Regions from separate parts of the Mus musculus genome. Here region 1 is linked to region 2. The links are chromatin contacts, found by Hi-C or POLR2A ChIA-PET in ENCODE. All regions are on one chromosome and are shown on one strand. Each heading gives the region's core, a stretch centred on a gene start or an enhancer-like site at or near the end of the contact. The rest is flanking DNA. Distances are from core to core; before and after follow the strand shown.

Evidence for each region. A loop is a pair of places that touch in the nucleus more often than their neighbours do. ChIA-PET counts read pairs that join two places held with the same protein, here RNA polymerase II (POLR2A).
Region 1: a map of heart shows a loop between it and region 2 (3-fold over the local background). The contact joins the promoter of Grin2d here to the promoter of Grwd1 in region 2. A Hi-C loop is called at or near these places in 4 of 37 maps with a recorded cell type or tissue (adrenal gland and heart). POLR2A ChIA-PET finds 5 or more read pairs at or near these places in 3 of 5 experiments (Patski and embryonic stem cell).

What each region holds. Positions count from the first base shown.
Region 1 is chr7:45,863,373-45,868,972 of GRCm38, reverse strand. It overlaps Grin2d (glutamate receptor, ionotropic, NMDA2D (epsilon 4)), which reads left to right and starts at 2,292. Exons shown (of 12, transcript NM_008172.2): 1 at 2,292-2,861. The coding sequence starts at 2,406.
Region 2 is chr7:45,828,118-45,833,743 of GRCm38, reverse strand. It overlaps Grwd1 (glutamate-rich WD repeat containing 1), which reads left to right and starts at 2,955. Exons shown (of 7, transcript NM_153419.2): 1 at 2,955-3,149; 2 at 3,335-3,452; 3 at 3,600-3,762. The coding sequence starts at 2,963. Grin2d (glutamate receptor, ionotropic, NMDA2D (epsilon 4)) reads left to right here. Exons shown (of 12, transcript NM_008172.2): 12 at 1-1,261. The coding sequence ends at 964.

The DNA of each region.
Region 1 (5,600 bases), core at 1,043-3,542, 36 kb before region 2:
CTAGTGAGCTGGAAGGATGTTGGGACTGATGGGGTCTGAGGCAAAAGGGGGGGGGGCTCCTTAAAGGAGAACAAGACAGGAACCAAGACTCCCCGGTGTTGGGACAGGATGAGGCCAGGATGCCCAGGCCCTGAGAAAAAGATGAGTGGACTGCAGAGCTGGGTGAGGTGGGGTACCTGCCAGGCCAAGTTCAGTCAGGAATTTCGGGAGGGTGAGCACTCCTGACGGAGCAGGCTCGGGGTGCTTCTGAGGCCCCTGTAGGATGGAAACAGAGGCTAAACTCATAAGGTGGAGGTCGGAATGGACTTTGCCAGCTCTGATGTGAGATCTGGGGACTTTGCTTCCTGAGGACTGATAACGGGGTACAAGCGCTGGGTAGAAACATTGCCCTCAAGAACCCTGTATGTGAAAACACTGCCTCCCGACAGGGGTGGGGCTGAGGCTGTCCTCCTAGGCCTCACAGTGACAAGGACCTTGGACCCCCAAAAAAGCAGAGGCTAGGGTCTGAGAAGTGGAGGAGGGGGCTGATGGCTGAGCAGCCACCAGGAAGGGAGAGAACCAGTATTAACCCCGCGGGGGCCAGGCCACAGCTGTGCGTTATTTTGGGGAGAAAGGGGGGCTATTCTGAGCAGGGACTGAGCCAGCTGCTTGGGAAGGAAAGGCAATGAAGAGGGGGGACAGGAGGAGGTATGGCCTGCAGGAGGGGGCACCCCCTTCCCTGGGGAGACAAGTGCCCAGGACCTCCAGAAAGGTGGAGTAATGATTTGGAAGATAAGGGTTCCAGCCAGGGTAGGGGGTGTGTGCCTTTGCCCCAACCCTTGCTGTCTAGAGTGGACCGGCCTGTGCTACCATGGCAACCAGACAGGAGACTGACGGCCAAGAGAGAACCCTTCTGTATCTGGACCCTGGCCCATTCAGGAAGCCCCCAGTGCAGGTCCTTGGAGCTTTATGTGAGCAGAGATCAGGCCCCCAGGGCTCCTCCTCAAACCTAGTACCCAGAAGCCTGGGATCCTGGCCCACCCACCCCAGGCAACTAGTATTCAACAGGGGCCACTGGAGGCAACACTCTTCTTCCTTTAATTTACTAAATTGCTCTGGGCTGGAAGCCAGGGACAACCCCCCCCCCCAGCTCCCCACAGCTGTGCCCCCAACCCCAAGACTGGCCTGTGACTCAGTTTCATCAAGAATGAAAACGAGGGGGGCAGGGACAGGAGGAGGGGCTAAGAATGGCTTAGGGTGGTGGGCATTGTCTCTCCTTGGATACCCAACTAATTTCTCCTTCTCTCTCCCCCATACACCTGACCCCTTTTCCTCTCCCGTTTCCCCCTTACTTTCGCCCTTTTCTTTCCATTTCCTCTGCCACCTGCCTCTGCCTTGCTTTTATGTGTGCTGGGCACCTCCCGGGTGGGGGTCTGGGGCTTCGCCTTGCCTTGCTATTTCTGTCTTCTCTGTATTCCATTCGCTCTGCTTGCCTCTCTCCATCTCCACTCCTTCTTCCTGAGGTTGGTGTGTGCCTGACTCTGGGTGACTGTGGGTCTCTGCTTTGCTTTCTATTCCCCGCAACTTTCTCATCTCTCCGCCTCCCTGTATTTCTCTCTGCATCTCTCCTTGCCTCACTACCATCCTCTGCCGTGCTCCCTCTCCTGTGCTCCCTCTCCTGGGTCTGTGTCCCCGTGAGCCTGGCCTTTCATCTCTCTTCACTCTTTCCCCTCTCCTTGACCATCTCTCTCGCTGTCCCCCTCTCCTTTGCTCTCACTGGCGTTCTTTTCCTGGTCTTTGTCCCATCTCTGGGTCTCTTTCCCATCTGTTCGATCACTGCCCCTTCCATGCCTGCCTTCTCCCCCCACCTCTTACCTCTGCATCTTCCCTGACCCCATTACTCACCCCCTCCCGCCTTTGTGCCTCCTGGTTCCCACATTTCATTCCTTCATCTCACCCCCCCACCCCTCCCTCTATTTGGGTTCCATCTTTCCCTTCCACTCCCTCCATTGCCTTTCCCGCTGTCTCTTCTTGTCTCTGGTCTCTGTATGTCTCTTTCCTGCCTCTTTCCCTCTCTGTCTCTCCATTTCTTCCCGTCTCCCTCTCTTCATTTGTCTCCCTCTATGCTTCTGCCGCCGCGCCTTCTCTCACCCAACTTTCCCCTCTCATCCTGACTCTGCATCTCCCTCACTATCTGGGTCTCACTGTCTCTGTCGCCTTCCCTATCTCTGTTTCTCGATCTCTGTCTCCTCCTTCTGTCTCGTTCTCCCTTATCTCTGTCCCTCATCTCTGTTTCCCTCCGTGTCGGCCCCTCCCTCTCTCCATCACCCAACCTTCCCCTCTCGCCCCGTCTCTCCCGTGTCTCCCCTCGGGCTCTGCCCTCGCCTCCCGTCCACGCAGAGGCCGCCCGGCGGGGCCCGCAGGCGATGCGCGGCGCCGGTGGCCCCCGCGGCCCTCGGGGCCCCGCTAAGATGCTGTTGCTGCTGGCGCTGGCGTGCGCCAGCCCGTTCCCGGAGGAGGTGCCGGGGCCGGGCGCGGCCGGCGGGGGCACGGGCGGGGCGCGGCCGCTCAACGTGGCGCTGGTCTTCTCTGGCCCGGCGTACGCGGCCGAGGCGGCGCGCTTGGGCCCGGCCGTGGCGGCGGCAGTGCGCAGCCCGGGCCTGGACGTACGGCCCGTGGCGCTGGTGCTCAACGGCTCCGACCCTCGCAGCCTTGTGCTGCAGCTCTGCGACCTGCTGTCGGGGCTGCGCGTGCACGGCGTGGTGTTCGAGGACGACTCGCGCGCGCCCGCCGTCGCGCCCATTCTCGACTTCCTGTCGGCGCAGACCTCGCTGCCCATCGTGGCCGTGCACGGCGGCGCCGCGCTCGTACTCACACCCAAGGTGCGCGCGACCGCGGGGGACGGGCCGCCTCGGGGGCGGGGCCTTGCGGCTCGGGGGCGGGGCCTTGCGGCTCGGGGTCTTGGATCGGACGTAGTTTTGATTGACTTGAGGCGGGAGGTTCGTCGAGGGGCAGTGCCTGCGTAGGCTGAAGGGAAAGACCTTTGAGAGGCGGGACCTATGATAACTTGGGGGGCGGGTTGTATTAAGATGGGGGGGGGGGGTTGTAAGGACGGAGACAGTAACTAGGGGGTGGAGCCGTCCGTTGGTCAGTTTCCATGTTGGTGGTTAAAAGTCAAGTCTATACAGTGAGGAGTCTGATTTGAAGAGATGTGCTCTATGGGGTTCACAGCACCTTTCAGGGGTCACCTACAAGGGTCAGATCAATAATCAGGAAAGAGGTGGGTTACAATGAGGATTGAGGAAAAGCCAATGGCAGAAGAGATAGATTTAATGAGTGACGACAAGGTCAGAAACTAGAGTTATGGCTCTTGGACCAATGAGGGGAAGAGTCAGTTGGAAAGGGATGGGGTTCAGAAAGAGATGGAGTCTAGTGTCCAGGAAGGCAGAGATGGGAACCATAGGATAAGAGAACTAGGTGCTGAAGGAGGGCATGGTGGGAGGCTTAGCTGGAGGCTTGGAGCCTAGAGGTGTAGGAATGAGAGCAGAGCCATGCATTCTGAGAGTTGGACTGATGAGAAGCAGGCCAAGCCCAAGGACCCTGCTAGTGCTCAAGGATGGAGGGATCCAGTGGAGAAGGCCGAGGGTAGACCCACTCCAATGGATGTAATAAAAGGACTTTGCTGAGAGAGGAGGAAGTAGGCCCTTGAAGTGGGGTTTGAGAATGAGCTTGTCAAACTGTAAAGGTACGGAAATGAGGATTTTGAACCCAGAGAAAACCAGAAACCTGAAGTGGAGTCAGGAGAGACTGGTCCTGGTAGTAGCCTGGAAAGAGACCTGCCCCCAAAGGCCTGGGTGGGGACAGTGGGTTGTGGTAGGCCTTTGGTACCAAAGAAGAGACATGGACTACCCTAATTTGCAGATGAAGCCTGAGAAAGGGGTGTACTAGATGTGGAGCAAGTGAAACCTAGAAGTGGGGTTGGCTGAAGGATGGGGCCGCCTGGGTGGATGGAACCTAAACCAACCAGTTGCCGGCTAGGAAGGCCTGTGACCTTGTTCCCAGAGCACCATTGCATCCGAGGGCCCTCAGGTCTGCCCAAAACATTCTGGGAAAGACCTCTATCCGGCTTCTTTGTTCTTGGCTAGATTTGTAGGCAGATATGTAGGCCTGGCTGCTCCCTCCATAGAACACTGGTGTACACAGTCCCTTGTGCTTCCATTGTTGGTGACTGTGCCCCACTGAAAATTGCTATCCACTTTGTATGTAGCCTGTCACCTTCAGGGACATATATAGTTCACTGCCCTGGGGGAGGGGGGGAAGTGTTATCGTTGCTGCTCCAGCTGTGCTAAATGAGTGCCAAGACCTAGTCTGTTCATAGCCATCCCCTCTGAGGGGTGAGGTCGTCTGTGAGTCTCCAATGCATGCTGGGAAGGCCCCTCTTTTCAGGACAGCTGTCTTGTACCCAGCACTAAACCACTGGCATGTGCCAAAGGAGAAATTCTGATTGCTGTTTGCATGTAGGTGCAGGAAGGCGTGTGAGGCCTGGGGCCTGTTTAGTTAGGTTCGGGATTATAAAACTGAGTTGGGGGGGGGGGGGCAGCGCTCACTTGTACTCTAATGAGGGAGACAAACTAAGTAAGCAACAGATAGTGAAATCTGCCCGAAGGGAAAGCAGGAACGGCTGAGGCTAAGGCTGCAATAGATGGGAATCAAGAGAGGGCTCCAGAGGAGGTGGTATCTGCATGGGCCCTGAAGGATGATAAGGGGTAGCTAGGCATGGAGGAACTGGGGACTGTGTCCCCAGGAGGGACAACTGCTGAGGGCAAAGCTTAGAAGAAACATTCTGTGTGAAAAGAGAACAAGGCAGAGCTGGGGAGGCAGCTGAGCTCAGACGGGCACGGAGGCTTGGTTCATGCAGGGCCCTGGGCTCAGGTTTTGATTCTAAAGTAGAATTTATTGGAAGGTTTTCAGTTGAGAAGAGATGTGTTCCTGTTAATATTCTGAAATGATCCCTTCGGTTGCTGTTTGGAGAACAAACTAAAAGACATGAGCAGGGATGAAAAGAGTGCCAGAGAGCTGCAGTTGTCTAGGCTAGAGCAACGGTGATGGCAAGGGCAGAGACTGGGGGTGCAGACGGGGCCAGCAGGTTAGAGCACACAGCCGGGAGGTGTTGAAGGTGGCTCGCATGTAAGTACCAGGGAAACAGAAAAGGATGAAGCTGGGGCTGTACATTTGCCGCTATAGTGCTTGTCCAGGATGAATGAGGTCCTGGGTCCCGTCCCATGTAAAGTGGGTGTAGCGGTGCGTACCTGTAAGGCCAGCGCTCTGGAGGAGACAAGAGGAGCAGAAGTCAGGGTCATCTTCTGTTTTATTTGGTGATATATGAGATCTTAGAGGAAGGGGGGGGAGGGAGGAGGTTGGCTGGTTCTGCTCTAAAGAGAAGGGTTGAAGAGAGTCAGGAAATTGCTTTTGACATGCTGGTTCCTGAGATACTTGTGGAAATCCTGGTTTGGGGATGGAGACTAGAACGTGGGGTTGGTTTGTCTGAAGCTCACAGGAGTGGTTGTAACCAGCGATAAGAGCCTTGGGCACATCCCACTGAGCGCCTGCCATGATGAAGA
Region 2 (5,626 bases), core at 1,706-4,205:
CGCCATCGTGCGCGAGCAAGAGCCGGCCGAGCCCCCCGCCGGCGCCTTCCCGGGCTTCCCATCTCCGCCCGCTCCGCCTGCCGCCGCAGCCGCCGCCGTCGGGCCGCCACTGTGCCGCCTGGCTTTCGAGGACGAGAGCCCGCCCGCGCCCTCGCGCTGGCCGCGTTCTGACCCCGAGAGCCAGCCGCTGTTGGGTGGGGGCGCGGGCGGCCCGAGCGCTGGGGCCCCGACCGCACCACCGCCGCGCCGCGCCGCGCCACCACCGTGCGCCTACCTGGACCTCGAGCCTTCGCCTTCGGACTCCGAGGATTCGGAGAGCCTGGGCGGAGCGTCGCTCGGTGGCCTGGAGCCCTGGTGGTTCGCCGACTTCCCCTACCCGTATGCGGAGCGCCTCGGGCCGCCGCCCGGCCGCTACTGGTCGGTTGACAAGCTCGGGGGCTGGCGCGCTGGTAGCTGGGACTACCTGCCCCCGCGCGGCGGCCCCGCATGGCACTGCCGCCACTGCGCCAGCCTGGAGCTGCTACCGCCACCACGCCATCTCAGCTGCTCGCACGACGGCCTAGACGGTGGCTGGTGGGCGCCTCCGCCTCCACCCTGGGCTGCGGGGCCACCGCCCCGGCGCCGGGCGCGCTGTGGTTGTCCGCGACCGCACCCGCACCGCCCCCGGGCTTCGCACCGTGCGCCCGCCGCCGCACCGCACCACCACCGACACAGGCGCGCGGCGGGTGGCTGGGACCTCCCGCCGCCCGCGCCCACCTCGCGTTCGCTGGAGGACCTGAGCTCCTGCCCACGGGCGGCCCCCACGCGCAGGCTCACCGGGCCCTCGCGCCACGCGCGCCGCTGTCCGCACGCTGCGCATTGGGGGCCGCCCCTGCCCACCGCATCTCACCGGAGACACCGGGGCGGGGACCTGGGCACACGCAGGGGCTCTGCGCACTTCTCCAGCCTGGAGTCCGAGGTATGACGCGGCTCGGGCCCCCCACCCCCGCCGCCCCCTCGGTCAGCGCAGGCCACGACCCGAGGGGACGCGCTAAGTGGACAAGACCCTCATGGGTTGGGAAGGACAGAAACGGACCTGGCTGGACCTCGCCTGGAGCAGCGTCCTGCGCCCCACCCCCTTGCCTTGGGGGAACTATGAGCCAGAGGGGACTCGGTCGCCCAAATCTCACCCATCCTGAGAGCAAGGGGGCGGGGTTCTTGGAGCCCACCGACTCTTTTTTAAACCCGAAAAGGGCTTTTTAACGTCACCTGATTGGCGGGAGGTGTGGGGGGGTCACGCCGCGCCCCACCCCTACGCTCCGGGCCATGGCCCTCACATCACTGTGCAGCTCCCTAGCCCCAGACACACCTCTAGGGGAGCCTGTTTTTAACCTTTCATTCATCAGGACTCAAAACTGTGAGACGCGTATGCCAAACTGTGACTCCAGACCTTGGCCCCGCCACACAGAAACCCCTGACCCCAGACTGTGACTTCCAACACCTAAAATGATCATCTGACCCCAGACTGTGCCCCGACCAGACTGTGACCCTTCATGTCAGACCTCAATGACCCCTCCCTTTTAGATCCTTGTTGGCTCTGACCTATGACCTCTCCTCCACGAAAGTCCTACCTTTACCTGTCTCCCCCCACTCACCTACCACCCCAGATGCCACCAATCACATCTTCAAGTCCAGCCCTTATTTGTGACCCTTCAGTGATAATCCAGCAGACACTCCACCCCCAGGTCTCCTTTCCCAGATTTCAGCAGGGTCTGAGGCTGGGCTGAGAGGAGGGTCTGGGAGCCCACACCTGACCTTTCCTCCCCTCTCCCGCTCCTACACTGCAGTGTTTGGAATAAAACCATGTTTTTACGCCTCCTCAGTCCAAGCCTGAGTTCTGTGTCTGTCCCTTCAACTTCTCTGGAGAAAAATGGAAACTGAGAACTGAGTCCTTAGGGAGGACAGTCAGACAACAGAAACTGGGCTGGTGGTGTAGCGGAGGCAGGGTGTTGTAATATTCATAACACCCTGAGTTCAGTCCCCAGTCCTAGAAAACAGGAGATTGGGGAAAGCACAGTCAACCCCAGGAAGCGGCAAGAGTCCAGGGGAGAGGGGTGGAGAGGTGACAGGGCAGAGACAACACCCCCAAGAGTAGAGATACAAAAAGGGATGCACAAATTAGGACCAAATCTAGAGACCTACTCCTTGCTACTGGCAAGAATGATTTGATGGGTTATTTTATGCAAATGGAGAGTGGCCAACCCACGCCTTGAATCTCCTTAATCTCACCAGTGAGGATCTGTTTCCAATATTTCATTACTCCAATTAACCAAAACTCGGGTGTACATGGGTAGATAAAGAGAGCTGACTCAGTTGTAGCAGCAGCCTCAAGAGAGACTTTCTGATTAAGTGCCTGCTGACCAGAGCTGCCCTGGGAATGCCTGGTTGGGAAATGGTCTGCCCCTGGAGGATAGATCCAATCCACTAACTTATACATAATGTCCAGCCTGTCTACCCTAAAGCATTTTGAAATAATTTAAAACCATCATAACAAGGAGAGGAGAAGAAATCGGCCTTAAAGGTCCTCGGGGAACAGAAGCCCAGTCTCCTTGCCAGTAAGTGCTCGTTTACATACATGAATAATTAACTAAATGGAAAGACAACCCTGGGAATGAAAGGTGGAAGATGGAGAGGGCTCTGAAGCCGAGGACTTCTGTAGAACTACAACTCCCAGAAGGTCTTGCCATTGCTGCGCGGAAGAATTCCCCAAGGTCACACGAAAGACAAAATTGCTCCTAATATAAGTCTTCTCACTGAGCCAGGACGCGGTTACTTTGTGGCGGCCATCTCTCTGCGCATTACCTTCTTCTGGCTGGTTCACAGGTTTCCAAGGTAACAGTACAGTGGGACGGGTCTTAGACTGTGGGAGGTGAAACCCGGAAGTGACGCTCTCACTTCGCGTCCGGGGCAAGAAGGTTCGAAGATGGCGGCGCGCAAGGGCCGGAGTCGCACGTGTGAAACCGGAGAACCCATGGAGGCTGAAACCTGCGACCCAGGAACCGAAGGCCCATCCCAGGTCTACCTGCCCGGCAGAGGGCCGCCACTGAGCGAGGGAGAGGAGCTGGTAATGGATGAAGAGGCCTACGTGCTGTACCATCGTGCGCAAACTGGTAGGCAGAGGGACCTGACTCTCGGGTCCAGGGAAATGAAAGGCCTGTCTTGGGGTCTGGGGGACGAAGGGTCTGGAGTCTGAGGATTGTGACCCTGCAGACTGCCGGCCTTTGGAGGAGGTGGAGGCCGAGTTCCCAGTCTCTCGTTCCTACTCAGCAACTCTAATCTCCCCGCCCATCCCTAGGCGCCCCTTGTCTCAGCTTTGACATAGTTCGAGATCACTTGGGCGACAACCGGACAGAGCTCCCTCTCAGTCTTTACCTGTGTGCGGGAACCCAGGCGGAGAGCGCCCAGAGCAATAGGTGAGACCCAGGACCTTTGCAAGACATCCACAAGGCCCCACGCATTAGGGCTCTCTGCTAATGCCAGACCTAAAAGTCTGGGACCCCAGCCTCCCTCCTCCTTCAACATCCCGGCACTCAGTTTCTAACCCGTATTTGCTTCCCCAGACTGATGATGCTTCGGATGCACAATCTCCATGGCACCAGGCCGTCACCCTCAGAGGGCAGTGATGACGATGAGGAAGATGAAGATGAAGAGGATGAGGAGGAGCAGAAACCTCAGCTGGAACTGGCCATGGTTCCTCACTACGGTGGCATCAACCGAGTTCGGGTACAGTCTTTCCAGGGGCTTGTTAAGGATTCTCTGCAGCACACCCCTCCCCCTAGATCCAAATGTCTCTCAGTACCTCCTCCAGCCCCTCAGCTTCTCTCCCTCCCCCCTCATTTTCAGACATTTTCACTCTATGAGCTGATAAACAGATAATAAAGGCTGAAACAGCTCCTGATTGTGGTGAAACGCAAGGGTGTTACTGAGCTGTTGCTTAGGAACTGAGGCAGGATAGAATGAGTTCAAAGGCAGCTTAGTGGTAGAGCGCTCACCTCAAGTTCAATAAATAGAGCACTTTATGATCAGGTAGATGAGCAAAAAAGGGAGACGGTATACAAGGAGCATGTAGAGCAAAAGCCAACCCGTAGCTGGACCTGTCTCTGTTGGACCTGTATCTGTTACATTATTCCCAGAAGGTTTAGCCTGTAGACAGAAAGCTCTGGGCCCATGAACATAACATACTAGTGGGAAAGGGAACAAGAGAAAGCTTGTAGTTTGTTACAAGATGCTGAGTGTGGTAGTATAAGGGTGTTCCTAGGGTAGAGTTGTTTTTTGTAAATGGTGAATTTGAGGAGGACTGGGTAAGTCGGTGTTCTTGGACTAGAGACCTGCAGCAAGTGTCAGGGCTGGGGTGTTTGTGGAAACAGATTTGCAGAGAAGAAAAACGAAAGTGCCAAGACCCTGGGGTGCACCTGGCACACATGATTCAGAATCTCAGGGGAAACTGGAGAGGCGACTGTGTGTGGAGCAGAATAGACTAAGCGGGGACAGTGACAGATGTGCAGGGTGAGCGCCTGGAAGACTGGTTGCTTTGCCCTTGTGGGCTAATGTAAGTCTTGGTTTCTGCTTCAGGAGAAATTAGGAATAAGTGGAGGACGTAAAGTAGAGGAGTGATTGGTCTGGTACTTGTTTTCAGAGGCTCCCGCTGGCTTCTGTGTGGAAAATTGACTGCAGAGAGCCAAAAGTGTTTGATTACATAAGGAACAACTCACGGGAAGGGTGGCCACAGTACAGGTGGTTAGAAAAGTTTTGAGAGGCGCAGCGTAGATGGGTGTGAGGAAGGAGACAGCCAAACATGGGTCTCAATGTTTTAGACTGAAGGTGAATGTCTTAGTTAGGGTTACTAACGCTGTGATAAGATGCGGTGACCAAAAGTAACTTAGATAGGAAAGGCTTTGTTTGGCTTACACCTCCACATCACTGTTCATCACCAAAGGAAGTCAGGACAGGAACTGAAACAGCAAGAATGTGGTGGCAGGGACTGATGCAGAGGCCATGAAGGGGTGCTGCTTACTGGCCTGCTTGTCATGGCTTACTCAGCTTGCTTGTTTCAGTCTTTTTCATATTGTTTTGTTTGACAGGGTTTCTTTGTATGTTCTGGCTGTCCTGGACCTAGCTCTGTAGACCAGGCTGGCCTCGAACGCAAAGATTTGCCTGCCTCTGCCTCCCAAAGTTGTGTTCCACCACTGCCCAACTAAGCTGTTTTCTTATAGAATCTGGGACCGCCTGCCCAAGGCTGGCACCACCCACAATGGACTGGGCCCTCCTAATTAACAAAGCGTCCTACTGCCTGCAGCCCTATGTCTCTGAGGCTTTTTCTCTATTGAAGCTCTTCTCTCAGATTACTCTAGTTTATGTCAAGTTGACATAAAACTAGCCACCGTGGAGATGGTCAGAGGAATGTGTTGTCTATGGTAATAGGGCAGTTTAAGGATCTTGGAGTGACTGTAGAGGGGGAAGGACGTGAGAGCGGTAGAACCCGCAGTGTTTTCTAGAACTCCACTGGGAGCTTGAGCTTCATCCTTTTGCTGTTTCTGTTCCCAGAGCCAGGAGGTGACCTGGCCATCAGCTGGTCTGGGAGCATGTA